Linked DNA regions of Homo sapiens: regions 1, 2, 3, 5, 6 and 7 are each linked to region 4. Evidence: chromatin loops called from intact Hi-C (ENCODE). Cell type or tissue: mammary epithelial cell. All regions are shown on one strand.

What was found. Peaks named below come from ENCODE experiments on the same cell type or tissue, not always from the same donor. Only the 100,000 strongest peaks of a DNase experiment are listed, where the experiment ranks them.
Region 1: a loop joins it to region 4, with 11 times the contacts of the local background. A loop is called at or near these places in 71 of 110 quality-filtered maps.
Region 2: it touches region 4 in a loop (7-fold over the local background); 86 of 110 quality-filtered maps call a loop at or near these places.
Region 3: it touches region 4 in a loop (5-fold over the local background); 5 of 110 quality-filtered maps call a loop at or near these places.
Region 5: it touches region 4 in a loop (7-fold over the local background); 14 of 110 quality-filtered maps call a loop at or near these places.
Region 6: a loop joins it to region 4, with 9 times the contacts of the local background. A loop is called at or near these places in 14 of 110 quality-filtered maps.
Region 7: a loop joins it to region 4, with 15 times the contacts of the local background. A loop is called at or near these places in 45 of 110 quality-filtered maps.

Annotation. Positions count from the first base shown.
Region 1 is chr10:3,237,746-3,241,745 of GRCh38, reverse strand. All of the region lies in intron 2 of LINC02668 (long intergenic non-protein coding RNA 2668), which reads left to right. Among named protein-coding and RNA genes, the nearest start is that of LINC02668, 18 kb to the left of the region's middle. In mammary epithelial cell, a CTCF peak has its summit at 1,949 (motif pointing left); no DNase peak of the experiment used is centred here.
Region 2 is chr10:3,195,815-3,199,814 of GRCh38, reverse strand. No RefSeq gene overlaps it. Among named protein-coding and RNA genes, the nearest start is that of PITRM1, 25 kb to the right of the region's middle. In mammary epithelial cell, a CTCF peak has its summit at 2,281 (motif pointing left); a DNase peak (open chromatin) is centred at 2,204; H3K4me3 peaks cover 258 bases; H3K27me3 peaks cover 471 bases.
Region 3 is chr10:4,531,325-4,535,324 of GRCh38, reverse strand. No RefSeq gene overlaps it. Among named protein-coding and RNA genes, the nearest start is that of LINC00705, 120 kb to the left of the region's middle. In mammary epithelial cell, no CTCF peak of the experiment used is centred here; a DNase peak (open chromatin) is centred at 1,524; H3K27ac peaks cover 2,492 bases.
Region 4 is chr10:4,765,005-4,769,004 of GRCh38, reverse strand. It overlaps LOC105376375 (a long non-coding RNA gene), which reads left to right and starts at 2,512. Exons shown (of 3, transcript XR_930599.2): 1 at 2,512-2,835. In mammary epithelial cell, a CTCF peak has its summit at 1,764 (motif pointing right); a DNase peak (open chromatin) is centred at 3,364; H3K4me3 peaks cover 152 bases; H3K27ac peaks cover 3,334 bases.
Region 5 is chr10:4,240,126-4,244,125 of GRCh38, reverse strand. It overlaps LINC00702 (long intergenic non-protein coding RNA 702), which reads left to right and starts at 214. Exons shown (of 3, transcript NR_108040.1): 1 at 214-303; 2 at 439-622. In mammary epithelial cell, no CTCF peak of the experiment used is centred here; DNase peaks (open chromatin) are centred at 275, 1,345 and 2,145; H3K4me3 peaks cover 1,831 bases; H3K27ac peaks cover 3,543 bases.
Region 6 is chr10:4,342,714-4,346,713 of GRCh38, reverse strand. No RefSeq gene overlaps it. Among named protein-coding and RNA genes, the nearest start is that of LINC00703, 40 kb to the left of the region's middle. RefSeq lists an enhancer at 1,436-2,635. In mammary epithelial cell, no CTCF peak of the experiment used is centred here; a DNase peak (open chromatin) is centred at 2,013; H3K27ac peaks cover 2,625 bases.
Region 7 is chr10:4,511,127-4,515,126 of GRCh38, reverse strand. It overlaps the pseudogene RNU6-163P. Among named protein-coding and RNA genes, the nearest start is that of LINC00703, 130 kb to the right of the region's middle. RefSeq lists an enhancer at 507-556. In mammary epithelial cell, a CTCF peak has its summit at 2,115; a DNase peak (open chromatin) is centred at 2,086.

The DNA of each region.
Region 1 (4,000 bases), 1.5 Mb after region 4:
CGGTGCGTTGACAGAATGACAGAGTCGGTGCCTCCCCGCACTGTGGTCCCGCAGCACGATTTTATTCAGCGTGCACACATGTGGGCTGCCGGAGTCTTTAGAGTAAACAGGAGCTCACGGAGACCTGGCTGCTCCCAGGAGCACTCGAGACAGCCTCCCATGACATAATATCGTTACCGTGGCAACAGGGATATTCACTACCAGAATCACAACTATATTTCACCAATTTAGTGCTCTACTAAACACAAAATAATGCCTTCTTTAATGATGCTGGGCTGTGGTTCTTAGAAACACGGAGCCCCCTGGAGCGGGAGCCCAACTGCAGAATAAAAGTGCAGAAGGAAGGCCCCACTTGTGTGGAGAGGCGCTGCGGTCTCCCGGCATGAGAAGCTGGCACGGTTATGTGTCATGGTTCTCCATAAGAACTTTTGCAGCAAATGGCACCCACACGCCTTGGTGGCAACTCTTCCAGCCTGGGATGAGATCGGCAGAGCCTGGGTCTGAGAACTGCAGCCAGCGACTCGCTGGGCTGTTCCATGTTCCAGGCAGCTCCGAATCATCTTTTTTTTCTTGAGACAGAGTTTCTCTCTTGTTATTCAGGCTGGAGTGCAGTGGTGCCATCTCAGCTCACCACAACCTCTGCCTCCCGGGTTCAAGCGATTCTCCTGCCTCAAGCCTCCCAAGTAGCTGGGATTACAGGCATGCACCACCACGCCCGGCTAATTTTGTATTTTTAGTAGAGACGGGTTTCTCCATGTTGGTCAGGCTGGTCTCGAACTCTCGACCTCAGGTGATCCACCTGCCTTGGCCTCCCAAAGTGCTGGGATTACAGGCATGAACCACTGTGCCAGACCCGAATCATCGTTTCTGCACATGGAGAAAACCACGTGGAGAAAACCGGCAGGAGAAGAGCATGGGGCAGGGTCTGTAGGAAATGCTCAGAGAGCTTCCTGGAGGCAGGGCTGGGGAAGGCACAGGGGAGCCCGGCTTCTGCGGACGTTTCCTCCCAGGATGAGGGAGGCAGGGCTGCTGGAAGACTCACCTTTCCTCTCACTGCACTGCCATTTGTCCCAACTCATTTCCGTTCTATGTTGATTGGTTCAGAAAACATCCTATTTGGCAAATCCTAAATAGTCTCACTTTCTGTCATGGTCGTGGAATCTCTCCGTCTCGACAATGGAACCGAATTGTAAAGCGACTCTAGCTCTGAATTCCTACCTCTTGCCTTTTGTTTTTTTCCTAGAAAAAGGAAATGGAAATCCTTCCTGTTATTCTCCGCGTCCCTTCGTAGAAGGCTGCCTGAGAGGTCAGCACAGGAGTCCTCTAAGTGCCCTGCAGAGAACACGGGTCTCGGAGCCGGACAAACCTAAATTTTGAAACCCACTTTGAGTTTGAACTTGGCTGTGGGAAAGTTACACAATCGCTCTAAGCCTCTGTTTTCTCATCAGTAAAACAGAGAGGGGTTGCTTGTGTGAGAAGTGGCCGCTGCCAATCATCTGCGTGTCCTTCACTCTCCCAGGGGCCATGGGTCTGTATTCTACACATGTGGGATCTTCCTCTGGACCCTTCGGACATGGTCCACACGCTGCCCTCAGGATCTGCTGGGGTCTGCATGGGGGGTGAGACGTGAACCCCAACCACGTTCACCACAGAGAGGAAACTGGGGGGATGGAGGGGGGGACAAGGCCAGGTCACCTTCAGGTGCCGCCCGCCAGCAAGGCGGTTTGCACCCGGCTGAATGAGCTTTAAAAAAGACAGTTTTTTCTGTAGTTTAGAATCATGGTTTCACTAAATGGTGAAATAATTTTATGCCACTTCCCCTACTAATTACCATCTCATTGTTATTAGAAAGGATGGTTTCCTTGAAGTCTAGAAAATTTTGTTCCAGTCCATTTCAACGGTGCAGGAGAAACGTGGCTTCCATTCCGAGGAAGACGGCGACACCTAGTGACCGTTCCCTCGCGGTGCGATGGCCTCACACCTGTGCGGCGGGTCGTCCGGGGCGTAGGGTGCTGCGGCCTTGCGGTCTTCCCTGCGCTGCAAGGCAGGGCATGGTGGCAGATTAACACCTGGATGAACACGGGCAGGTCAGGAGACAAATAAAACCCAGAGGTCTTTGAAACTTCAAAATCCCGTAGGGTGTGTGACCCCAGTGAGCCCCACGCTACATCCAGCGAGAACCGAGAAGTGATGGTGCAGACATTCTTGGGTCCCCCAGACAGAACACACCGGGAGTTACTGCCTCTTTCTCATCCCGAGTCCTCCTGACTTTCCCCAGCACCCATCGTGGCTGCAGCCAGGACACAGGTAAATGTAATTTCCCTCCCCTTCCATCCTCGCTTTCACATCGGTGTGATTGACTGAGGGCCTGCAGACTCTCTCCACGTGCGGGTGCCCTGCAGCCTGACACACAAATGCGTTCATCCTTCCCCTTTATCCTGACCCCGAACTAATGACGCAGCTTCCTGAGACACAGAGGATGCTTCTCCTCGTCCCCCCTCGCGCTCTGAAGTGGGAAAAGATGTGTTCCATCTGTTCTGGAATTTTCACTGTAAAGAAGAGAATGAATTTTAACTGTGTTTTTGACATATCCCTAAACAAGAAGTGGTTTATAGAGTGAAACCATTTTCCCTTCATCTAAAATTTAAAAAAAAAAAAAAAGAGAGAGAAAAGTGCAAGACTGAAGATGTGTGTTGAGCGGGGTGAGGAAGCGTGGGGGACTCGGCGCTGGAGGAGCCCCGGGTGTGTTTAGGGTTTGTGGTCAGGGGCCCTGGGCACCAGGTCCAGTCTGAAGCACCCGGGGGGATGGACGATGTTTGTGTAAGAGAGGGACAAAGGGATGGCAGGGTGGCCAAGCAGAGACGCGATTCCCTCTGTGCCCTTCCTGGACCAGCTTTGTATTCTAACAGCAACGTCTCTGTTCTTGGGAAGAGCTCCTCGGTGATTACCTGCCCGCCCCTTGTCTCCTCTTATTCCCGCTGCCACAGGGCAGGGCCGCCCAGCTCCAGCTCAGACACACACCTGCTCCAACTGCTGTGCTGGTCACAGGCCCAGAGCACCACGTGTCCTCTGGGGTCTGTGTGGTCGGCGCCGTGCGTGGGACCACTGTGAGTGACCCTCCTCTTGTGTCACAGAGCCACTGTACCCGTGTGCACCTGTGCTCTGAGACCTGGATACCCCTGGAAGGACAGACACCGAGGACCCGAGTGCACTGGAGTCCCGCTCCCACAGATCCTGCTGCTGGGAGAACTGTCAGCCAGGAACGGGACTGCGGTGGGGAATTCCTTCTGTCAACACACTTTCTAATCTAAGCTCCAGACTCCACTTCCAGACTAGCACAGGCTTTTTCCCCCACATCTCCTTCTCTGCAGCCGGGGCTCCTGCCGGGTCTGCGGAGCCCAGAGCCATGCTCTCTGCCGACTCCATCTCCAGATGCCTGCCCCGGCACCCACGCTGTTGCCAGGACACCAGTGAACCCAGACAGGGTGAGCAGGTTGCAGCAGGGTACCGGGAGGAATGCCCGGCTGGCCCATGTCTTGAAATCAGTCTCATTGAACAATCCGGGAAAGAGATGACCTAGCCTATTCTAAGGCTATCGATGTGAATTGGATTCTTCCATTTCCCCTGAATTCTCTGATTAAAATGATAATTATGCAATAGCTGTTTTCCATTTTAAAAGCTGAGTATGACTTCCCTACTTGGTGGAAGGCTGTCTGCCCAGAAAATGTTGCTATTTAATGCTTTCTGAAAAAGCGTTATCTGTATTGTATGCATAGAATCCACTTGTTGCCACAATGCCCCCTCCTAAAAATTATCGCTCGGGCAGAGACGCAGCTGGCTGGATCTGGTTCTGCCCCCACCTGGTCCCTGGGTCCCCTCTGAGGCCTGCGTCACCTGCTCTGCGCAGACTTCTGCCACCTCTGGATGGAGGCCATAGCCATCATTGCACAGAAGTGCACCTGCGCGCAGTGGAGTGACTAACGCCCGGCTAAAATGTCCA
Region 2 (4,000 bases), 1.6 Mb after region 4:
TTAGAAGGCTGTAAGGCAGCCAGGAGCAGCCAGCAGCACCTGAGCCAGGGCGAGCAGCTTTGACTCAGTGGGTTTCCTGACGCATGGTTGAGACCACACACATACTCCTCCATCCTCAGCCTTCCAGAAACGAGCCCCGCAGATGCCTCTGTGTGCTGCGATTTGCTTCCTCATTTACTTCTCTGTGTCTGAAGTTCCTCTTCTGCCTTACCTGCTGGTCCCTGCAAGCTGCCCTCCTCACCTCCCTGTTCGCCTGCTGACACCACAACCTGAATTCTCACTCTGGTCCCGGCCCAGACACACAAATGGGCCTCACCTGCCCTGACAGTGGAGGAGACCCTAAGCAGCTAGGGACCCTAACCAGCCAGGGACCCTAACCAGACTGGGGACCCTGGGGCTGCGCTGGGCAGGTGAGGCCCGTGTGTGTTTGTGCTTCAGTTTGCCCCATGACATCCGTGCACGTGACCGTCTGTTCTGTGTTTGTTCTGCCTGAATGTGTGAGAAAGCTGCCCCGATTTCTACTAAAACTAAACCCAGGCTGGGAGAGACCTCCAGGTCAGCAGGAGCTAAGGGGGTGCAGAAAAGCTGAGGCCAGTGGCTGGATCCCTTCCCCACATCTGTCTCCATCTGTGTGATCTCTCTGCTGCTTCTTCAAGGCTGAGCCACGCTTCCCCAGCCTGGTGTCTCTGTGCACGAGGGCTGTCGCCACAAAGCACCACAGACTGGGGGTTTAACTCCCAGCAAGGTATTTCTCACAGTCCTAGAGGCTGCAAGTCTGAGATGATGGTGTGGGCAGGGCCAGTTCATCCTGAGTCCTCTCCATGGCTTGCAGACGGCGTCTTCTCCCTGTGTCCTCACAGGGTCGTCCCTCTGTGTGCACCTGCATCCGAATCTCCTCCTCTTATCAGGACATCAACCCTGTGGTTTAGAGACTACCCTGATGGCCTCATTTTACATTAATTACCTCTTTAAAGACCCTATCTCCAAATACAGTCATAATCTGAGGTCCCAGGGGTTGGGGCTTCCATGTAGGATTTCCTGGGAGACACAATTCGGCCATCACATGACCACCAGTGTCCCCTTGGGCATGCATTGAATGCTTGTGTTCACCCCAAAAATTCATGTCAAAGCCCAAGCCCCTCATATGGCAGTATTTAGAGGCAGGAACTTGGGGAGACAATGAGGGTTGGATGAAGCTATGACTTGGGGCCCCACGATGGGACCAGCGCTGTAAAAAGAAGAGGAAGGGGGCAGAGCTCTCTCTCTCTCCCTCTCCTCTCTCTGTCTCTCCTCTCTCTCTCTCCCCCACCCCCATGTGAGGATACAGTGAGAAGGTGCCCTCTCTCAACCAGGAAAAGGCCCTCATCAGCAAGTGAATCTGCCGGTGCCTTGACCTTAGACTTCAGTCTCCAGAACTGTGAGGAATCCCTGTTTGCTGCTGAAGTCACTCAGTCTTCGGTATTTTGTCACGGCCCGAGCTGGCTAAGACAACCAAGCACTTCTTAAGTAACGAATGGGCCCTTCTCAGAGCCCAAATTAGCCCTAAACACGATTCACCTGAAACACTGGGCATTCCAATCCTAAATCATGAGAATCAGCTGAGCTTCAGACTGGTTTAAATGCCAAAGAATAAACAAGAGAATGCAATATTCAAAAAGACATTAAAGTTTGAATTATCTCAATCACCTGCATATATCCAATTGGCTAGATTTTCACATTTTCAAATAAATATTGACTGCATTTGCACTCAGTGGAACTATATTCCTAAGTAATATTCTGGGAGTTGTATACAAGACAATTTTATGAAGCCTCTTTAACATCACCTCGTTTTAGAGTCTGTGTCACATAATTGACACCCGCCGTGCTGGGGGCAGTGTGGTTTGCCACAGTCGCAATCACTGGCGAATGAGCTAATCCCGAAAGTTGTTTTATGAGCTTCTTTTCACCAGTGACACCGAAGCACTGATCCCTGTCCCTGATAAGCCTCGTGTAATGACTCAACCCTAAGAAATCCACAAACAGACAGCTATCCCTTAAATGAATGCATTTTTGAGAGATCCCAGTGAAAATTCTGAGCTGCCGTTGCTGGAAGACCTGATGGGGACGTCTCCTTTCGCTGCTCCATGTGGTAACGCAATGGTCAGCGGTCACTCCCTCCTGATGGAAGGAACCAGCAGCACCTGCCTGCTACCAGCTGTAGAACGAGGGAGACTGAGTGGGAGACGTTCCCAGAGTCTCGGCAGCGCCCGGCCCGGTTCAGCCAGGCCTCTGCTGCCCTCCGGTGGCCTTCGGCTGGAAGCAGCGGACAGAGAGTCCCGCTGCAGGAGGCTGGGACGCAGAGCATTCCTGGAATTAATTCCTGGACTGCTGGGAAAGCGGCCGGGGTGTCTGGGGTGTGCAGGACTAAAGCAAACCACTCAGCCCTCGGCCTGTAACTCCTTGCTTCCCCCAGTGCATTTTTCTCCTTGGTAAAATCCAGATGAAATGAACCAAAAGAAAAAGCAGCCTCCAAGATGAGAGGTCCCGGAAGGAAGCCTTGGAAGGAAGCGAGGGGACGCCCCTGGCCTCGGCCTCATTGCCTGTTCCTTCTCCTCGGCAGCTCTGCATGGCCCCCCAGCAGGACAGCTCATCCAAGGACACCCCTGCCTGGGGCCTGAGGACCCACCTGCAGGGCCAGACCCCCCTCCCCACCCCGGGGTGAACACAGCCCCCACAGGCCCCAGTGGGCGGGAATGTTCCCCGTGGTGGCCATTCACATAACAGGACAAAAGAGCCCCCACGTTTGCTGGGATGACTCTTGGGAGACCGCCAGCAAGTTGCAGACCACGGCAGAGGCCGAGCTGAGATGGGAATTCCATGCCCAGGTCTCCCTGGACTGAGGGAACGTGATAGAAAGCTGAAATAGAAACAGAAACAATAGTGACGCCTCTTTAGAAAGGCTACAACTGAAAACTGGTTCCCAGTCTAGCCTGATGGACACACGATCTGAAGAGATCCAAGACCCGTTTCTGAGAGGAGAGAGAAGACCGTGGCCGGCAGACAGGGGTGATGCTCTCAGCTGCCCTTTTCCAGCCAAGGCCAGAAATGTGGTGTTGCTTTGGCTGGCTTTACACCCAGGACCCCAAGCGAGCTTCCTCCCCAAAGTGGGCTGTCCTCTGGACTCTGGGTTGGGGACATCTCTGAGCCAGCTGGGAGGTCAGAGACAGGTTTACAACCAGGAACCCCCTCCCAGGCCCGGCATGAAGCGTGGGCTGCGTACCTTAAAAATGTGGCTTTAGAAAGTGAAATGTTGGCCGGGCGCAGTGGTTCACACCAGTAATCCCAGCACTTTGGGAGACCGAGATGGGCGGATCACCTGAGGTCAGGAGTTCAAGACCACCCTGGCCAACATGGTGAAACCCCATCTCTGCTAAAAATACAAAACTTGGCCGAATGTGGTGGCGGGCGCCTGTAGTCCCAGCTACTTGGGAGGCTGAGGCATGAGAATTGCTTGAACCCTGGGAGGCAGAGGCTGCAGTGAGCTGAGATCGTGCCACTGCACTCCAGCCTGGGTGACAGAGTGAGACTCCATCTCAAAAAAAAAAAAAAGAAAAAGAAAAAGAAAAGAAAAAAGAAAACAAGAAAGTGAAGCAGCGTCAACACCAGCCAGGCTCAGTACCCTGGAATTACATATTCAGTTTGTGGCCTGATGTGGGGTAAGTTGGTTTCAAAGAAACAATAAACCTGTAATTTTAACAAATTGATGTTTGGCAAACTAGACATTCTAGAAGGCAGTCGTTCAGAGGGCAGCTGCTGGTGGCTGGACAGCTTCTGAACGGGCAGCCAGTGTCCATGGCCAGGTGGGCAGTATTTGCTTCTCAGTTCCAACTGGAATCATGACTCCAAAGCGACAGCTGCCACGAGCAACAGAGAATGGAGAGAGACACACCCAAGCGTGGCCACACAGCAATTCACAGTCAGGAAGGAGAAGCCGGAGAGGGACTCAGCCGATGACCCCAGG
Region 3 (4,000 bases), 230 kb after region 4:
CCTATGCAGAGACTACCCTGGGAATTGAGGCTGGGGTCATGTTTCCTTATCACATACACTATAAGGAGGAAAAGAGCATAGGCAACACCTCTATCCAAGGCATACCCACACTTTATTCTGATTTTAGGTTCAAACATACAGAAACAGCCAATGTCCACCTACTTCTAAAACTCAAGTGACACTACAAACATAGAGGTATGTTATGGTACTTGGACTCCAACCACAGAGACCAAGTTTTAATATAGGTCAACATAAACCAAATGCTATTGCGACAACGAAAGATGAATAATAGCTATTTAAAAATCATTAATTAACATGGCTTGGCAACAGACACTTTTTGTCTAAGATACCACTAATATTGATTAAAAATATCTGTAGCCCCTGGTAGCATGCTTCACCATGGGTAATCTTCTCCCTCCGTTTCACTCATATATATATATATTTTTTCCTAACAGTTGGCAGGTAAGAGCAAGTTTGAGATATGTTTCAAATTTCTAGGTCCAATTTAGCCAAGAAATATCTAATTCATTTTCTTGCATCAATTTCTTTAAAAGTCGTACTCCCTTGAATCCTTTTTTTTTTTTTTTTAAGATACAGGGTCTCTGTCACCCAGGCTACTGGAATGCAGTGTTGCCATCAAAGCTCACTACAGCCTTGAACCCTTGGGTTCAAGTGATTCTCCCACCTCGGCCTTCAGAGAAGCTGGGACTGACTACAGGCATGAGCCACCATGTCTGGCTATTTTATTTTATTGGTAGAGATGAGGTCTTACTATGTTGTCCAGGCTGGTCTTAAACTCCTGGCCTTAAGCAATCCTGCAAACTCGGTCTCCCAAAATGCTGGGATTACAGGCTTGAGCCAGCGTGGCCAGCCCCCTTCTATTTTTAAAATTGGTTTTAGAATCCTAGAATTTTAGCATTAGAGGTCATCATAATGACTATAACAAATCAGGATATGGGCAAAACACAAGTCAAATCAATCGTATACCATTCTACTGGCATCAGAGGCTAAGTGTAGCCTTCTCCATGAACAAAACCTGAGAGGTGGTTCACAGAGTAGGAATTTACTCAGGTTTGCCCTGGGCCATGGCCTGCCAGGGTAACTAGAAATTAATCTAAACCTCAGTGGTGGGGTTTAATCTGGCCATAATTTTCTTTCAGCCTACAAGACAGTCTTGATGGTTGCTGTTCTTTTATTTCTCTTCATGCAACATAGAGTTTGACAGTTTAATTGATCCATCTGTATTTCTTAGGTCAAAGAGATATTCCATTGCTAGAACATTTTTTAGAAGTTTTAATACACATTTCTATATTGCTTTCTTACCTTGACCCTCCACCCTACGATCTGTTCTTTTACACAAAAAATGAATACGTGAATTAAAATTTTGATTAACAAACCAACAAATAGTAAAACACTAGCTTTTCTTAGGCAACAGATGGTGCAATCCTTGTAAGACTGCTTTCCTGGGCTGTGAACTCAGGACTTGCCTGTGGACAGGCTGGGCTTTTGACTGTAGAATTATTTACTCCGAAATGACATGCACGCACGGGCTTGTTCCACTTCCCTTCAGCCACATTTTATTTACCTCACTCTTTGCAGCATATAATATGGCATGATGGAATTCCAAAGAATACCTATCTCTGTATAGCCTGCAATAAATTTTCGTGAGGCATCATTCTGAAAAGATAAATGTATATGCTGATAACACTGTAAATGTGCAGTGCCCAAGAAACAGATTGGAGGCTTGGATTTCGCATATGTGTTGTCACATGTATGATATTTCCTGATTTGTTATGGTCATGAAGATGACCTCTGATTCTAAAATTTGATGATTTCAAAAAATAATAGAAGAAAATAGAAGTGATTTAAGAGAGTATAACTTTTTAAAAATTGGGTGAAAATAAATAGATTAGATGTTTCTAATGTTTAGGTTGGACCCAGAAATTAAAAACACATCTGAAACAAAATAATATTAAAAACAAAAGTAAAAGTAGGAATTAGAAATGCACATTAAAATAAACTAGGAACATCTTAGTTTAAAGAATTCAAATATATGATTGGGAAATACTAAAAAAAACCATCAGATGATTAGCAAATTAATATAAAGTTTTAAATTACATGAACCTAGGACTACAGCCAGGAACGATGCAGTTGCCACATGGGGTGAAATGCTGAGATCAGAAATGATAGATTTGTTGCCAGCTGAAACAACTCCAATAGCTTTTTAAAATTTTGTGATACTCACTTAATAATATAAAAATAAAAATGACTATTATTTTGAAACATTTTATTAGAAATAAATTGTTAGTAATGCTACTATTTTGAGTAATTATGGCTCTGATTAGCCCAGAAGAAAATATACACACTAAACTGGTTTTATTTTTAACGATGAAAAATGTTTTTTTGTTAAGATAAAAAGTTTAAAGTCATCAAGCTTTAAAATATTGTCTGAAATTCAAACATTAGGAAAACAGACTAAAATACACCATGAAAGTGGCTCATTTTCTTTTATTGGGGGATTATACATTCTCTATAAATCCTCAAAATACAAGTAAATGTCAATTTGTAATAGTTCTTTGCTACAAAATGGAAGACTGGTCATAAAAGAAAATGAAACACAGATATCTAGCGTTTCCAGGGGAACACTTGAGTAATATGATGAATAATGTTAGTGAAATCCATTCTGGGAAGCATTTTTGTAACCTGATTTTCTCAGTAAACATAAAACATTGACATCTCCATCTGACAAACGCTCATATCAATGGATTAAACACACCATGTGCTCCCATCGTAGCCCTGATAGCATGACACAAAACACAAAAAAGGTGAAAATACTTTCAATCTTTATGGGAAAGGATCAACTGACTTTTAACCTGCTCAATCCTCTCACTGATATTCGATAACAATTTATCCTTTAAATACTACTTAATTTAGCCTTAATTTATTTTCTGGCAGATGACTCCAGGCAAAGAGCAAGCTTGAATTCAATAAGAACCCATTTTTCCTTCTTGACTTTCATCCTTTCAAAGAATAGATAGCACAAATTGGTGGAGAGTTTTTAAACTTTATTTGCCATGTCATTTCACAAAGATGACTAGAAAATCAAGCCAAAAGTGTGGATCATCTGTTCTCAAAAGCATGTCAGGCTTCTGGTGATGGTGGAAACGTGAAGTAGTAATGTGAACAATTACAAAATAAATACACTGTAAAAATACTTATTTGAATATGCTATAGATAGCACCTTTATATCTATATTTAGATACATATATATATACACACATGTTACACACATGCACACACACAAACACACCCACACACACTCCTATGTAGATGGCCAGGTATAATAAATATCCTAAAGCAAGGAGGAGAAGGGAGATTGAACTTGACAACTTCTTAAGTTCTTGGAACTTGAGAAATGATTTTGGAAGAAGGAAGAGATGAAAGTTGTGACTTCCCAGGACACTTCTACTCAATTTTTGTAGCCACAACTGCGGACAAATAGTGCTAGGCAAAAACCACAGCCTCCTTGGTTCAAGGTGCCAGACAGATTTCAGGACTGGAAATGAAGCTAGAAAATTTAAAGATAAAATCCAGGGCTGCATGAGAACCATAAGAGTAAACAAATCTATAATTGATCAGCCGAGAAGATTAAGAGGAGATTTTGCATTTACCAAATAAAAACAAGATAGCAAGAGTAGGAAAAAATCATAGCACATAAAAGATGTTGTGGGAGTTTCAAATAAAAATAGCAGAATTGGCGACTGATTACAAGGGTGAAAAGATAAAGTTAAGAAAAACTGTCTGAATTAGTATAAAAATAAAAAGAAAATAAAAATGGTTAAAATATATGAACGCAATAAAATAAGTTTTGATCTATTGTATCCAAAACCCTACTTGTGTGTTTGTGTAATTAAGGAGATAAATTAATCAAGAAAATACTACATAAAATTGCTAGAATGGAATAACTTAAAAATGCCATATTAAAATTGCGCATCCAGAA
Region 4 (4,000 bases):
CCTCATCAGATTTAAATATTTACTGCTTTCCCCCATATCAAAGTCAATTAAATAACTTCTCATACAATTTATGAAAGCCAAAAAGCAATCTAGAAAGGAACACATCCAAACCCATTGACTCCATTGTAGAAAGAGAAATGAAAACGTGGGTTTCACTGGAGTGTTCTGGCATGGAAGTAGTGTCTCTTGTTGACTTTAGGAATCCTGGAATGTGGCCCTAGGAAGGAAAACCCTTGAACATTAAGGGGCCCCTTAATGAATTTCTCTATTTCTCTATGATCTTTCTTTAGTTCCATAGCCCCCACCTAAGTAGAGGGTGAGGTCAGAGGGAATAAAGAAAGACATAAAGCAAATTATGCTGTCGGCTATCCAAATTGTACAACCTTATTCATGCTGATTATGTATTGCAGGCATATGCAAAAATAAGTTTGCATATCCTGAGCATATCCGACCTCACCTTTGTTGTGAATAAATCACAGACTGTCCTGGATTCCAGAAGAGTTCCAACCAGTGAAGCTGGCATTCCAGGAGAATCCTCTGATTCTTTTGGCAAAACTGAGTCAAGAACATATTGCCAGTTCTTCCTGGGCTCAACTAAATGTGGATTCCATTCACAATCACTTTTGCTTTGCATGTTGTGTACGCTTATGACCATCATGTTTATCAGCAGTTCCAGAGGGCAGCTGCGAGGTTGCTTCCAAATATTGCAATATGATTCCATAATGTTTTGTAGAATTTGGAATCCATTATTCTCATATTCAAGGACAGGTTTCAGATTTCAGCATTGAAAGATGTCTTCCCAGTTCTTTCATTGCTTTCAGGGTGCTCAGCTCACATGGCCTGAGACAGGAATTGTGCAGCCTCCACAGCCACCTAAACTATAGACTTTCTAGAGGACTCTACAAAAGCCTGTTTCATGTGCAGCATGGTGGAAGAATACAGTTAACTTTTTCAATACTAGAACCATAAAAATCACTGAAACTATATTACCTTTTTGTTTATCCTAAAAGAGACAAATATTCACCCTATCTAGAAACACAGAACATCTTCAAATGCACCTCTGCGTTGTTGAAAAAGGCATGTTTTGGGGAACTTTAAAGGTGTTGAATAATGAAGAATTCTTTTATTTATTCCTTTGATAATTCTACTAAAAGTGCATTTTTTAACAAGAAGACAGTTTCTTTGTTCTTTGTTCATTAACATTGCTGTATTCAACATAACTTTGAATCAAATTATCCCTTTCACAAAACTGCTCACGTTGTTTCCTGTTCCTTGGCACGATGAAGCCATGCATATGTATGACGCGTCACCAAGTGTCATTTTAGGAAAGACCCTGTTAGTGTGCCTATGGAGAGAAGCAGAGTTAGAGTATTGTAGCCATGGAAGCCACTTTACTTTGCAGCCTTTAGCTTCCTGGAGGGAATCTGGTGATGGGAAAGGAATTCCATTTTGCATACTACATTGTTAGCGTGCAAATGCTCCACTTATTTATATCATTCAATTCAATCTGGACATCTTACTTTAAAAATGTATATCTCAGTCCCTCTTTGAAGAAAAATATGATGAAAATATATGAATTAGAGCTCACAATTTTACATTATTTGTAGATCATAATAACGATCTTGGCATTTGTATTTACCTTACATAGAGATGGGAAAACATTTTGGAAGGTTTTTTGGAGCAATAGGAGAGGGGAATGAAATATCCCATTAAAACAGGAAGGACATTGCTGTCACCTAATCAGACAGCCTCAGGACTACCAGCAGATGGTGCAACAACCTATTTAATCCTCAGCATTATCAGAAAATAACCAAGAATGGCATCTTTCTTTGCTAATTAATTCTGAATACTCCTAAAAAATTATGACTTTAATGATAATAGCATTTAAAACGATAACCATAGAATCTGTAATAATTTTTTAATAATTATACATAATATCTGACTTTTTGAACTAAAAGAGACTTTAGAACTCTCTGGTCCAAGCCTTCTGTTTAACAGCTGAGGAAACTCAAGTTCTTAAGTTTAAACTTCAACCACCAGCTAAGGAGGGTCGTGATGAGTCTTGGTCATATGACAGAACCCATCGCTCATTGATTCAGCAACATTATCCCTCAGCAAATACGATTTCTAGCCCAATAATCAAAATTTGATGGGGTGGCGGATGGCATTTGATCATCCAAGTTAAGATTTTTCAGCAGATGTTTATCTGTGGAGACTCTTCTATTGTAAGAACATTCATAGTTTTAGAAAAGAGGCATTTTCTGGGAGAACATGCTCTCCTGTCCTCTCTGTTTCCAGCTGCAAACTAACGTGTCATTTTGCCAAATGCTTCCTGTCTAGCTTCTGGCTATTTCTGAGAGAGAGAGAGAAGGTGGGGGCAGGGGGAGAAAGAGAGAGAGAGAGAGAGATTTTTTTTTACACATTTGCTTTGTACTAGGAAAATATTTCTTATACAGTCAACAATAGCATATTAATGGGGATGATTTAAGGAGCCCAAGCTTCTATTCTGTTGCCAGAATGCCAACGGGAATGTATGCTACTTTTCAAAAAATAGGTGTTGACAATAGCCTGCAGTATTGCACTGTAGTCAAAGAAGAGTGCTGAAAGCTTCAGTTCATAAAAATGCTTGATTCATCAAAAATAATCACCTCACCTGATAATTGAAAGCTACAGAGAATTATTATGCAGCCGTGGACTCTCAAAAATTTATTCATTTTTGGTAATTAACATTATTTCTTCTTGATGATGTTGCTAAATGGCTTGAACCCAGTCTGAAGAACCATGCATGATCATTTATGCTGAAAAGAAAAGAAATTAGAAGCTTTTGTTGCACAGGTAAGAAAAGATAAATTTCTGAAAACCAAAATGTCCTACCAGGTCTATCCATATTTGTTTTATTAATGGGTAATGCTTTCTATTAGCTAATGAAAAGATGATGGTAGTTTAACAGTGGAATAACTTTTAATATATCATAATCAGAGAATACAAGGTAAGCAAAATTACAATCCAATGTCTGATTAGAAAAAAAAATTATTTTATGGAATTAAAAAATATTATTTTATTAAATAAAATATGGTTTTCTTTTGAAAGTATGTGGAAATCAAATTGCTAAGATCAATGCAACCATTTAACTGAGTTTCATTTTGACAAAAGGCAATCTGTGGCGATATTGCTTTAGAAGTAAGATGAAATGCATAAATTCAGATAAAACATTTTGCCGATTGCCTGGCTGAAATAACTGGTTATTATTATTGTTATTACCATTAGAAGACAAAAAAATGGTCTCCCAGTTTTCAGCATATGCTACTCTTAAGTAGAAGGACCTTTAACAAAAGCTAAGTGTCCAGGCCTTGGTTTACTCATCAAAGCAAATGACCACATCAGATGTTCCCTGGGAGCCTTCTGACATTTAGCATTTGGTGATTTTATCATCTCACTCCAAGTAAAGGAAGCAGCAAAACCTCTCTGATTGTATTTTGAGGTCTCTGCATAAATAACTGTAAAGCATATTTGACCACATTATGAGAAAATTTGTAAAATAAATTTTATTTGGAATGCCTACTTGAACTGGAAATTAACAATTAGAGGACATGACTTCCCTGATGTTTACCTCATTAGAAAATGTCTTGGACAAAACGCTGGCAAAAATCTTCTCTTGAAAACAATCCTTTATTATTTAAAAGGTGGAATTTATGCCCCCCAAATTTATCTTTCTAATGATATTTAACCCATTTTGCATAGCTCGTGTTTTCTTTTGTCCAATGTTTAAACTAGCTTTTATTTTTTTAATGATTAGAAGCTTGAACATGTAAAAAAAAAAACATTAATGACTTTCATAGCATGAACCAGGAAAACATTTAAAATCTGTTAAACCTAGTAATAATTATTTCAAAATGTTGCCTACTAATGATGACTTACTAATTATCACTTTGTTGTCTTAGTAACTACCTACCCTTGCTGAAGAGTTGACAGATTTTCAAATCTACAGATTGTGACATAT
Region 5 (4,000 bases), 520 kb after region 4:
AAAATACTCTAAGTAAGGTCATGCCAAACTACTTTAAGAATATATCTGTGGTAAAAATACATTCTAGGCTACATTACATAGAGTGAGATTTGTGGGAAATAACTTGCCCTTTTCTTCTATTAAAGGGCAGAGTTTTTTGGAAAAAAAAAAAGATAGTTCAATTTCCTCTCTCCAAGCTGTCTTTTTAAAATAACATAACATAACACATAGTTTGACACAACTCCACATGACTCAGAAGCCCTTCTTAAAATAAGACCAGACCACATTCATGGAGGCTGAGTCACCTCTAACCTTCCAAACTTGGTGAGGATTACTAACCAGAACATATTTTTATTCCTAAGATAGTATGAGAAAGTTCTGATCTTGACAGTTCACGTAACATTCAATCAATTATACCATTGCTCTATCTCTAAAGTTTTCTTTTTCTCCTTTTCTCAGTGTCTTACCAAGAATGAAAGGCAACCTATGTAAAAACTATGGGCTTTCTAGTATAAATAAAAACTACTCATCTCCAGAAAATAAACAATGACTGCTAAGATGATTGAAAAAAGAAAGGAGAAGAAAGTAGCTTGTAAAAGCGTGTGAAATGCATTCACGTTGGAATCTCCTACAGGCACTTCAGGTAAGAATTCTACCTTATCCTCTGTGTTTTACTCCAGAAAAGCATTTCCTTTTCCAGATCCAGGAAAAAAAAAAACTTTTTAAACAAAATTCAGCATTTTTTAATTAAAAATTGACACTAATGCGTATATCCTAGACTGCACTGCATTGCATATTATGCTGTTGTGTGTGATAAGTTTACGTTTTCACGATTCTGTCTGAAAGCTTAAAGATGTATGTTTTACAAAAATAGCTCTAGTACAATAGGACAATAAAACGTGAACTCTTGAAGATCTGAATTGGAATTATTTTCTGACAGACTATATTTTCAATTTCTTTATTTGATAAATGAAGATGGATAACATTGACCTCATGTGTAACTACAACGAATTCAAGGGTGTGGACATGTTTTTCAGGTCTTCAGACTGTAAACATTTTAAGTGTGATTGCTGTGAATGAAGGAAACCCAGAGCCATCATGACAAGCCTAAACTCAAAGGGGACTGATTTCTTCTACACTGAATGTTTCATTAGTGACAGGGCCCAGATAATAAAGAATTGTGCTCACTTCCTGTGAGTGATGGCTTTCCCTCAATTGTATGCTGAGTAACATTTACAGTATTCATTTTTAAGCACCCATCTTCCTGGGAGCCCTATTTCCCCTAAGCTTTCAATTGATCCTCCTAAGAGCAGAGATCACTTAGGCACTGAGCTATGCAGCTGCTGCCTGAGTCTCCTGGACGCCTGCCCTCACCTCCAGCCACATGAAAAACATTCAAGCTTTAACTTCAGAAATGTTCTCTAACCCACTCCCAGACACCCAACTGATTAAATCATAGATTAGAGGAAAAAATTCTTGCCTGAAATTGTCATCTTGCACGTATGCTGATGTCCAGAAGGACACATCCTGGTGGGAAGTGACTGCATGTTTTGTTCATATTACAAGTCCTGTTGACAAAAGAGAATAATACAGGTGTCCTCCTGAAACTGTCACCACAGTGACCTTCCTCAGTCAAAAAGAAATATAAATATTATTGTGTTTCTCGTGTCTGAGGCACCTCTGAAAGCATTTATCTTTTCAGAGAGTTCAGCACTTCATCTCACGGGTTAATTAAACCAACCTGTAGTGGCAAAGTTTAGTGGTAGTGAAAATAAACATAATCCTCTTTCTGTTGCCCAACCTTTCAGTTTCATTTTGTAATTTTTCAATACAGGGGCACAATAAGTGATAATCCTGGATTCCAAATGATTTCCACTTCTTTCTCTGCCACCTTCCCTGCCCCAACACCTGCCATCCCTCATTTACACAATTCAAGTAATCAAGGGGCAGTTTGGCTCCCTTTTTCTGGAGGCAAACTTTTGCAGAGTTTTAACTTACTCAGTGGGAAGAAAAGCCCCCAAAACACTGAAGCATACCAAGCAAATAAATAAATAAATGCACAAAGGCTCCCTGCGGTTGTCTGACGAGGATACTGGAGCAAGCAGCCTGAAGAACAAACGTCTGACTGTTGAAACAGCGAGACAGGAATAAACCCATGGGGCCACATCTGGGAGTGTGAGTGTGTGAATGGAACTAAGCTGGTCTCCCACACAACAGGAATTCCACCAAAAGTATGCGCTCTGTATGGGAGGACAGAAAAAAAATGTGTTTAAAATATCACTAAGGAAACCCAGATACATTATCTCTGCCAGACTACAGAAGACAGTACAGTTAGTGCTTGTCTCAAAATGACAGAAACAGAGAACATGCTTTGATGATGTCGAAGATGCAGGAAAATAGAAAAATAAAAACGGTGGAAAGATTTTTTTTTAATGCCCTAAAATGAGCAAGACGCCTCCCTTTTCATAGCACCAGGAGACATTTCCATTGCTTTTTTTTCATGCTTGTGGCTTTTTGAGGGCAAAGAGTAAGTGAAATCCAATAATTTGGTCTTTCTGCTCCAAAGTTTTGGCTGCCATAAACTTATTGTTCGAATATCAGAATGGTTGTTCCTGCTTTGACGCCTGTGAAACAATTTGTTTCAATATCATAGCACAGTTTTAAAAGTATGTTTTGACTCCAGAAATATGTTTGACCTCAGAATTTTGAAAGCGTGTTTTGACCTTTAAACTCTTACTTCAAGAAGACATATGTGTGCATGTGTGTGTTTGTAGGGTGTGTGTGTGTGTCTTGTAGAATCTCACATTTTATTCAGTAGCTTAGCTCCATTTCAATGCCAGTTAAATTTTAGCATTATAATAATACAATGAATTACTCTCTAAAAATAGGTTGAAATGTATTTCTATTTGTGAAGTTTAGGCAAATGACACCATCTGCAATATCCTTTAACAGATTAGCTATTGTAAAGGCATCATCTTTAGGAATAATACTTTTCTGCATCATAATAATTTCCTGTTATTCCTAAGGCAAGTGCTGGATGATTGTTGTTTCAGTGTGGATCAGCCTGACTTCAATCCATCTGTGCTTCCCAGGGCCGACTCCTGAATTCCTCCTCCATGCCATCATACCTTATTGGCTCTCCTGCTGTTACGTTCAGTCATAATGTTAAAAACTCAGACTATTAAAATGTAAAGATATGAATTCTTTTTGAAATTGTCAACATGGAAGAGTCTATCTACAGTCTGCTTTTAATTTAGCCGCAAAATGACTTAGCTGATGCAACAATTTCACATGCTGAGGAAGAGTTTTCGATTGCCGAATTAGTGTGATAAAGTGATGGTGAGGTTTTCTGTTGACTCTGGAAGCAACAACAAAAATGGTGGTGCTCTTCTCCATACCCATGTTCATAGATATATCGTTACAGATGACACTCAAACTTTGATTTTTTTTCTTTTTTGGCTGACTGCTTGAAACACATGTAGCCCCAGGAAACAAGTAGAGCCACCCCAGGGAACTAAAAAACAAGTGAGTAACCGAAGACTCTAAACCATGTGCAGTAGAAATCCTTGACTCTTGTTACAGAGATGCCTGGAGGTTAATCCACATGACAGGGATGAATTATCTATTGATGGGATATTTTTAAAATATCACCCAAAAGTTTGTAAGCATATACATAAAATTAATTCAAATAATTTAATGTGAAAGCTGAAGAATGAATCAGTAAATTTTAAGAAAAAAGTAAACCCAGATAATAAGACAAATTGTAGATAAGAACAATCACAAATTGTTGATTCTAACATGCAGTTTTCTACTGCTTAAAACCCTTTGAAGTCTTAACCAAATACACTGTCACCATTTTTATAAACTCATTTATTGTGAACCATTTATTAATTGATACACAAGCACACACTTTTTAGAGGTAGATATTGCAATAAATAATTCTGACACTTTAGTTAACAGTTTAATCAACTAAAAGATAAATTCCCGACAAATGTGTTAAATGACAAATTTTATTTTTCAT
Region 6 (4,000 bases), 420 kb after region 4:
TCCAGCCTGGGTGACAAGAGCAAAACTCCATCTCAAAAAATAATAATAATAACACCTATGAAAATTAAGAGTAAATATTCTTAAAGTTTATTTTATTCTTATACTGTTTGCATTTACATGTGAGCATCTGACTGTAACTTGAACATCAAAATTATGTTTGGAGAATTCACTTTACTAATGAACAGTTCTTAACAAATGACCATGTGAGACTCAACTCTGGCTCTAGCCTCCAGCTGCTTCTTAGCCAAATATTTTTGAGTCTGGAAAGATGACTGGAAATTACATCAAAACAACATTTTGCATGGATTATCTGATACGTCCTTATTTTTGGCCAGACCAAAAATACTGTCAAAAGAGACTGCTATTTCTTCTTTTCACCCTGACAGAAACATGAAAACTATGATCAAAGTTTTCACTGAAGGGTCCCATGTAATGTTCTGTGCTTTGTTTTTCAGCAAAAGACTGCTTTATAGTAGTTTGAATTTAGGTTAACATTTGAGATCTGGTTTTCTTTCTTGGCTGAGGTAGTTCAGCTCTCCTTTGTTTGTTTAAAAGGAAACATCAACTTTCCAATTTACTCTCTAAAATTGGTTTTTGTAGTTCCCTGCTGGACTGGAAAGGCACCATCTGTTTTAATAATACTGAAGTGAAAGGGGGAAAGTTTGTGAAATGGAAGTCAACTGGGAGTGCTCTTAGTCATCACAGCTCCACTTGGAGAAGAATCCACTGTTAAGTTCATGAATTTACGTTAAACCCTGGTCAACCCAGGTAGTGTAACAATCAACACAGACTTCCATGTTCTGGCAAGGGACAGTCAGTGAGAAAATTTTACATACTGGCAAACCAGCAGCAAAAATAATCAAAATATCAGGCAGGGAAGAAAAAAAAAAACGTAAACATGTACGAAGAAAACTTCAGCTGTGAAAGAAATACGATATTTAAGTTGACTAAAATCTTTCCTTTTTCCTTTAATTCATAAACTTCACCATTTTTGCCCCTCCCTCCCTCACTGCCTTCCTTCCTTCCTTCCTTTCTTTCTTCCTTCCTCCCTTCCTTCTTCCTTTCTTTCTTTTTTTGGACATTTACATATTATTAGATTTGTTCAGGTTTTGATCATTACTGGAAGATGAGAAATTCTTGCCTCCAAGCCCAAATAATGCTAACCCTTATTCTCTGGACATTTGACAGCAGAATTTCCTTATCCTGACACTGAAACAAAGATTCTATTTCTCAGCATTGAAAGGTCTGCCTACAACTCATCTGTTCATTGGTTGATGGATGGACTGATTTGTTCTTACCTGGAACTGATTATTTAGTAACTAAACTACACACATACAAACACACACACACAACAAATGCACATACATACAAACAAAAATTAAAAAACCACACACACTTAAACACATACAACACACATGCATACATAACACACACAAATATACACACACGTATCTGGGAGGTCCCAACCTTCCAGGGGGAAACTGTCTCATGCTGCTTAAAGCTTCCACAGGCCGCACCTGCTGTTCCAATTTGCCCCTCTCTCCAGTGGTTTGAAAGGTAAGCTGCAAATAAATGAGCACTATGTATAGCTGACCTTGCTTAGAGTGGCATTTTAATGCATTTGACTACACCTGCCTCTAATTTCAGTGTTGATATTTTAATGCAATCCAACAAATTTCTAGGAGTGAATTTGCAAAATTTAAGCAAGTATTGCAAGATGAGCTGGGAACAAGCAGGTGCTCTTCTGTAAAAATATACATGGGGCCGCTGCCGGCACTGATTTCCTTAGCATGTTATCAAATGCCCTGCTGTAGCAACAGTCTTTTTCTGTTTTCTTCTGATGCTTAACTGGAGGATGATTCAATCGTAGACCAAGAAACCGTGGTTGAATTACAACATTCAAAACAGCCCGTGTGTAATGGCTCAGAGCTCCTCTGGATGGATCTTGCATCTCTAAGCTAAATGCAAGTTCACAGATTCCTAAAAATACCCCCTGATGTGAGTCATCCTGTTCCAAAGAGCTCTGAAGAATGTTTTCCACAGAAGTGGCGAGGCACAGCCCCAGGGTGTGGAGCTCTCGTCTGAGTTATGTAGGCAACTTGCGTCAGCCACATACTATGTTATAGTCTCCATATTCCCTGGCGCTGAGCGTGGATAGCTGGAATGATCTGTTGAAATACAAACCTCTGCAGCAGCTTCAACTCTGCCTCCCATGCAACTTCCCCAAACAAAATGGATCTGTGTCAAAGGAGAGGTGCGCAGGTCACTCAAGGTGTGCTTTCTATCAAAGGGTTTTTTTCAAGAAAGAAACCCAAAGCCAGAAATAAACATGGTAGCCTTGGGCTTTAAGGAAAAAACAAAACAGACAAACAAACAGACAAAAAAAAAACCTGTCTTTCTTAAAGCTTCCCCATTTTCAGACTCTCACACTGAAAGTTGAGAGATAGTTTTGCCTCCTCCGTGAGGTGGGTGGAGGGTGCTGTGAGAGAGGGAATCTCAAGCTGGCCCAGATCAGCTGTGGAATAGATGCACTGAGAAGATGCTGAGGTTTCCACATAGATGCCCCCTTCTGTCACAAGTGCAGACTCTGAAGACGCAGTTGGCCTGGGCCCCATTGCTCTGCTGTCTCCAGGAGTCATTAGTGGCACTTTATCAGAGGATCCTGGATGAAAGGAGAAATCAAATCATTTTCTAAGAGTGGGACTTCAGGCATGTGAGCCTGTGTTTTAAGAGAGAATAACTCTTTTAATGCTCCGGAAACTGCACAGCTGGAAGACTGCGGCTCAATGTACACATGTGGATAGCACAGTTGCCTTGGGTCTTTCTTCAAAATAATAGGATATAAATTATACACGAGGAAAACAAGAGAGGGTTGGTGCTGATTATCAGCTTGGACAATCAATCATACACTTTAAATTTGAAAATAAAATATTTAGGGGCACATGGCTTCATTGACTCTAATAAAAGTGTTTTATCCTCTGATTCTCACAGAAAATCTCTAGAATCTTGCTCTTTTAAGAATTCATTATTCCCTTGTTTCCAAATAGGAGCTTACCAACTATACAATAATTTTTTAAAAACAATTTAAAAGTCATATGTAATTTAGAAATTTGTCAGATTACTACCTCGTAGTCTAAGCAGCAGTTACAAGGTTATCTAGAGACTGTTTCAGAATCTTTAGTTTTTGAGCCCTATTAAAAGAAACATATTCCTTACTTTATAAAGACATAAATGGTCAAGCAATTTTAAAAAGCAACCAACTAATACTTTATTAAAATTCATACAAAAATTTACCATCTTAACCATTTAATTTGAACAACTCAGAGCCATGTAGTACAAGCACAGTGCCGCACCAATGTCATCACTCTCTGGTTCCTGAATGTTTTCATCCCTCCGGAAGGAAACCCCACACACATTAAGCTGTCACTCCCCATTCTCTCCTCTCTGCAGACTCTAGCAACTCTCAATTTGCTTTCTGTCTGTGTGGATTTGCCTATTCCCGCGATTTTATCTAAATGGAGTCAGATGGTGTGTGGCTTTGTTTACTTAGCATGACGTTTTCCAAGTTCATCCATGTGGGAGCGCATGTTAGTGTTTTTCTCCTTTTTATGCCTAAATCATATTCCATTGTATGGGTGGACCATGTTGGGTTTATCCATTCAATCGTGGATGGGTATTTGGTTTATTTCTACCTTTTGGCTATTATGAATAATGTCGCTATGATTATTCATACACAAGCTTTTGTTTGAACACCTGTTTTCAGTTTTGGGGGGTATATACCTTGGGGTGGAATTGCTTCGTCATAGGGTAATTCTACCTTTAGCTTTCTGAGAAACCAACAACCGTTTTTTCACAGTGGATACAGTGGTTTCACCATAGTCCTTTCCCACCAGCAATGTGTGAGGGTTCCAGTTTTTCCTCATTTCCAGCAATACTTGTTATGTTCATTAAAAAAAAAATAGTTACTATAGCCACCCTAGTGGGTACGGGGTGGAATCGC
Region 7 (4,000 bases), 250 kb after region 4:
ATATAATTCACATGCCATAAAATGTATTATTTTCAATGCCTACAATTCAGCGGCTTTTAGTATATTCATAAAAATATGGAATGTCCCATGAATTTCCATGTCATGTTTACACAGGGGCCAGGTTCCTCTTCTCTGTATGTTCCAGTTTTAGCAGATGTGCTGCTGAAGTGAGCACCTGAGGCTGGCTTGCGTGGGGACCCTCTCGCTGCTGCGGAAGGAGCCAGGCTCTGGAGCAGGGGAGCTGGCGGGTGCGCGTGGGAATCCAGTGACAGAGGACGGTGTTTCCAGCTGCAATGGTGAGTAGCTGGGAAATGGTAACAATCCATGAGGTTCTGGATCTTCCAAAGGCAGAGACAACGGGATTTCCTGATGGGTTGGGTGTTGCAAGTGCTGTTTGTTCTGTTCAAAATTAGGACGTCCTAGACGGGAAACGGGAACTGAAAGGGCAGCCAGTTACCGCCCACGGACGCAGAAAAAGGAAGAGCTGTTTTCTGCTTTTAGTGGCAGGAGAAACCTGATGTGGTGCAGATTTTGTGAAACGAAGGAAGGTCTCCAACTTCCAGGCCCGAAGTCCCTAGACTCACGTAGAGCCGAGGGGTGGAGCCACTGTTTCCCTGAGAGAGAGTACCACTAGCCCAAGAACCAGATAGAGACTATGTCCACAGCAAGCCACTCAGGACAAAGGGAATAAAGAGACAGACGTCCAAAAACCAGTACATAGTGATGACCAAATAAATGTGTGGCTACACACTGTTTTAGGAATTTATACTGTGTTACTGCACTGCTGTTCTATTTTGCTTTTCTCTCCCTATCTGTTGCTCTCTATTTTTCTGTCTCTCTATTCCTCTCTCTCCATTTCTCCCTTTCTATTCCCTCTTGCTATCTCTCTCTGTATGTATCTGTCTCTCTCCATTTCTCTGTCTCTTTATATATCTCTCTATATTTCTTCCTATCTATTCTCTCCCCTCCAGCTTTCTCTCTTTCCCTCTGTGTGTGTGTGTATCTGCTTGTCTGTCTCTGTTTCTTTCTCTTTCTATACATATATTTCTTTCGCTCTCTTAATTGTTAAAGCACTTCTTTGAAGGCTGTCTAACATTATCTTGGCTCAGTAAAAGAGACAGGAGAGTTTCCACACCACAGTAGGTATTGGTGGGAGGATCAGAGCTCCTGGATTCTCTGTCCGGCCATGGCAGCGCCAGGTTTGCGGGGTGCCATATACCCCCAGGAGTTACTGAAATGGCAATGAAGTTGGAAAGTGAAAAACCAACAAGGAAAATTTGAAGACAACCAAAGTGGACAACCCCCACAACCAAGGTGGACAACCCCCCCACAACCAAGGTGGACAACCCCCTCCAACCAAGGTGGACAACCCTCCCCAACCAAGGTGGACAACCCCCCCCCAACATTTTTTTTAGGGCTTTTGATTACCAGAGGCCTTATTTTATATGGCAATTAAGAAGACTTGAAAAGTACCTCATCAAGGTCAGGCGCGGTGGCTCACGCCTGTAATCCCAGCACTTTGGGAGGCCGAGGCGGGTGGATCACGAGGTCAAGAGACCGAGACCATCCTGGCTAACACGGTGAAACTCCGTCTCTATTAAAAAATACAAAAAATTAGCCAGGCGTGGTGGCGGGTGCCTGTAGTCCCAGCTACTCGGGAGGCCGAGGCAGGAGAATGGCGTGAACCCGGGAGGCGGAGCTTGCAGTGAGCCGAGATTGCACCACTGCACTCCAGCCTGGGAGACAGAGTGAGACTCCATCTCAAAAAAAAAAAAAAAATAGAAAAGTACCTCATCAAACAAGCATGCATAAATGAAAGCATTGGGGAGCCAATTGGGTACAGTTAATTTTTATTTACACTCTCTCTCCACTCTGGCTTTATTTATCGCCAAGTAGCTGGAGGGGTAGAATCCACCAGAGGGTAAATCACTAGTTCTGTGTGAACGGGAATATCTTTCTAGTACATTGTTCAAAAATAGATCACAAGTGAGATTGACACAATTCAGAGCAGCTTGTTCTCCTCCTTAAATGTCATGGTAATGCACTCCTGTCTCGACAAAGTCCAGGTTGCACAGCCGTGCACAAAGGCTGGGGTTCTCAAGTTCCTCTGGCGCCCACTTGAGGAAATGCTGTGTTCAAATCCAGAAGGAAAATGCCAAGGTTGAAGTTAAGATGAAAAAAACACCAATTAGAAAAACAATCTGCTAAGCCTGCTATATCCAGTTCAACAACCATCCTTTATTATTTGGGGACATTAAAACTAAAAGGGCCATTGGTGCTGTTATGAAAGATTAGATTGATTTTTAAATCCTCCACACACTCAAGACTTCGTTGCTTCTTGCCAAAACACAGTCATCCTGCACTGAAACAGAACTGATCTTTGAAGGTTGATGAAATACACAGGGCTGGCTGCATTCCATTGGAGAAGATGCCTTATAAGGTGAACAGAACCCAGGGTTTGTCAAAGATGTTATGGTATACCAGGGCTGCTGATATAAGAATATATAGAGTAAGAATTGAGACATAAATTATGGATTTTAAAACTTCTTGAATTTTTTTAAGATCTATAGATCATGCATAAAACTATACTTAAAAGTAAGAGAGAATGACAGCTATTGTCATTCCAAATCTTCTCAAAGTAAAGATTCTAACGTATATCTTCTGGGATCACAAGCATTCTCAAATGCACGGGAAAACAATTGTAATCCGTTCCCAATAACATGAAAATAAGTCAGAGTGCAAATTCCTTGGGAGATGTATTGAGGAGTTGACAACGTGTTGATATTTACATACAATGTGTTGTAGATTTTTTCTGTATTTGCATTGTGTTGCGTGCTATTTATTAAACATAAATCAATTTCAGTTTCTCTAAGACAAACATGAAAAATTCTGATAGCCATTTCTAATAGAAAAACTATCCCACCTCTTTCACCTTTCAGAAAAGCTTGAATGGAAATGCCCAGATCAAAAGTATGATTTTTTTCCTTCTTTGAATTTTGCTTTTTGTGTTGGTTTGTATTTATATATTTATTGTCTCCTTCTGAGGTGACTTTGCTGCTTGGAGGGACTGCTACAAAGGAGTATTTTATCTTAAATTGCATTTAGACTTGGTTTTAAGAAGAGCTAATGACTTGAGTACTAAGCGTTAGAATTGGTGCACTCTAGTTAAGTTATACTCCCATAAAGGTGTTGAATTAGGAGTTTTTAAGCAGGTTTAATGTGTACCGAAATCTTCAGATTGTCCTGTTCATTGTTAGAGCATTTGAGTGTTTCCTTAATAAAGGAGTTTATAACAGAGACCATTTGGTACATATGTTTCTAATTTACTCACACTTAGCTCATTGAAGCCTGATTTTGTGGAGGAAATATCACGTCCAAGAAGACATTGGGAGGCACTTTTCTTGGAAAAGGGAAGTAATGTTCTTTTATTTTATAGTTCACAAACGGACTTCTAAAGATTTGAATGTATTTCAAATGTATGAAATCACAAAGTTCATGCATGTCCTAAATTTGGCCAGCCGTTCTTCTATTTCTATTAGAATGATGTCACAGTGTGGGACTCAAGGCAGAGAAACAACTAAACCTCTCCACCAAAGAAGCAGAAATTGAATTTCCAGTATTCATTTCTCTTGCAACTCCATTAGATTGAAGCCAAATCACCTGCGGGCAGACATTGTCGATCCATGATATCATATTTCCCAGTAATTATAAAATGAAGTGACAGCTCTGAGCAAATTTAGTAGTTTTTACAATTCATTTTAATGTTTTTTAAGAGATTTATTGTTCTGTAGAATCCTATCAACTCTCAGTAAATAGTGTGTTTAATTTTTGGAAGCTCTGTTTTGGAAGCTAAATCATGCATTCCTTTCTGGATTATTGGAGAGAGAAGGTGATGTTGAGTTCAAAGGTTTGAAAGTCACCTAGTTCGGTGCTTCCCACATTCTCGGCTCTGTGATCTTGTACAGAATATTTTGTCTCTGCGTTTCAATTTCTTCAACTA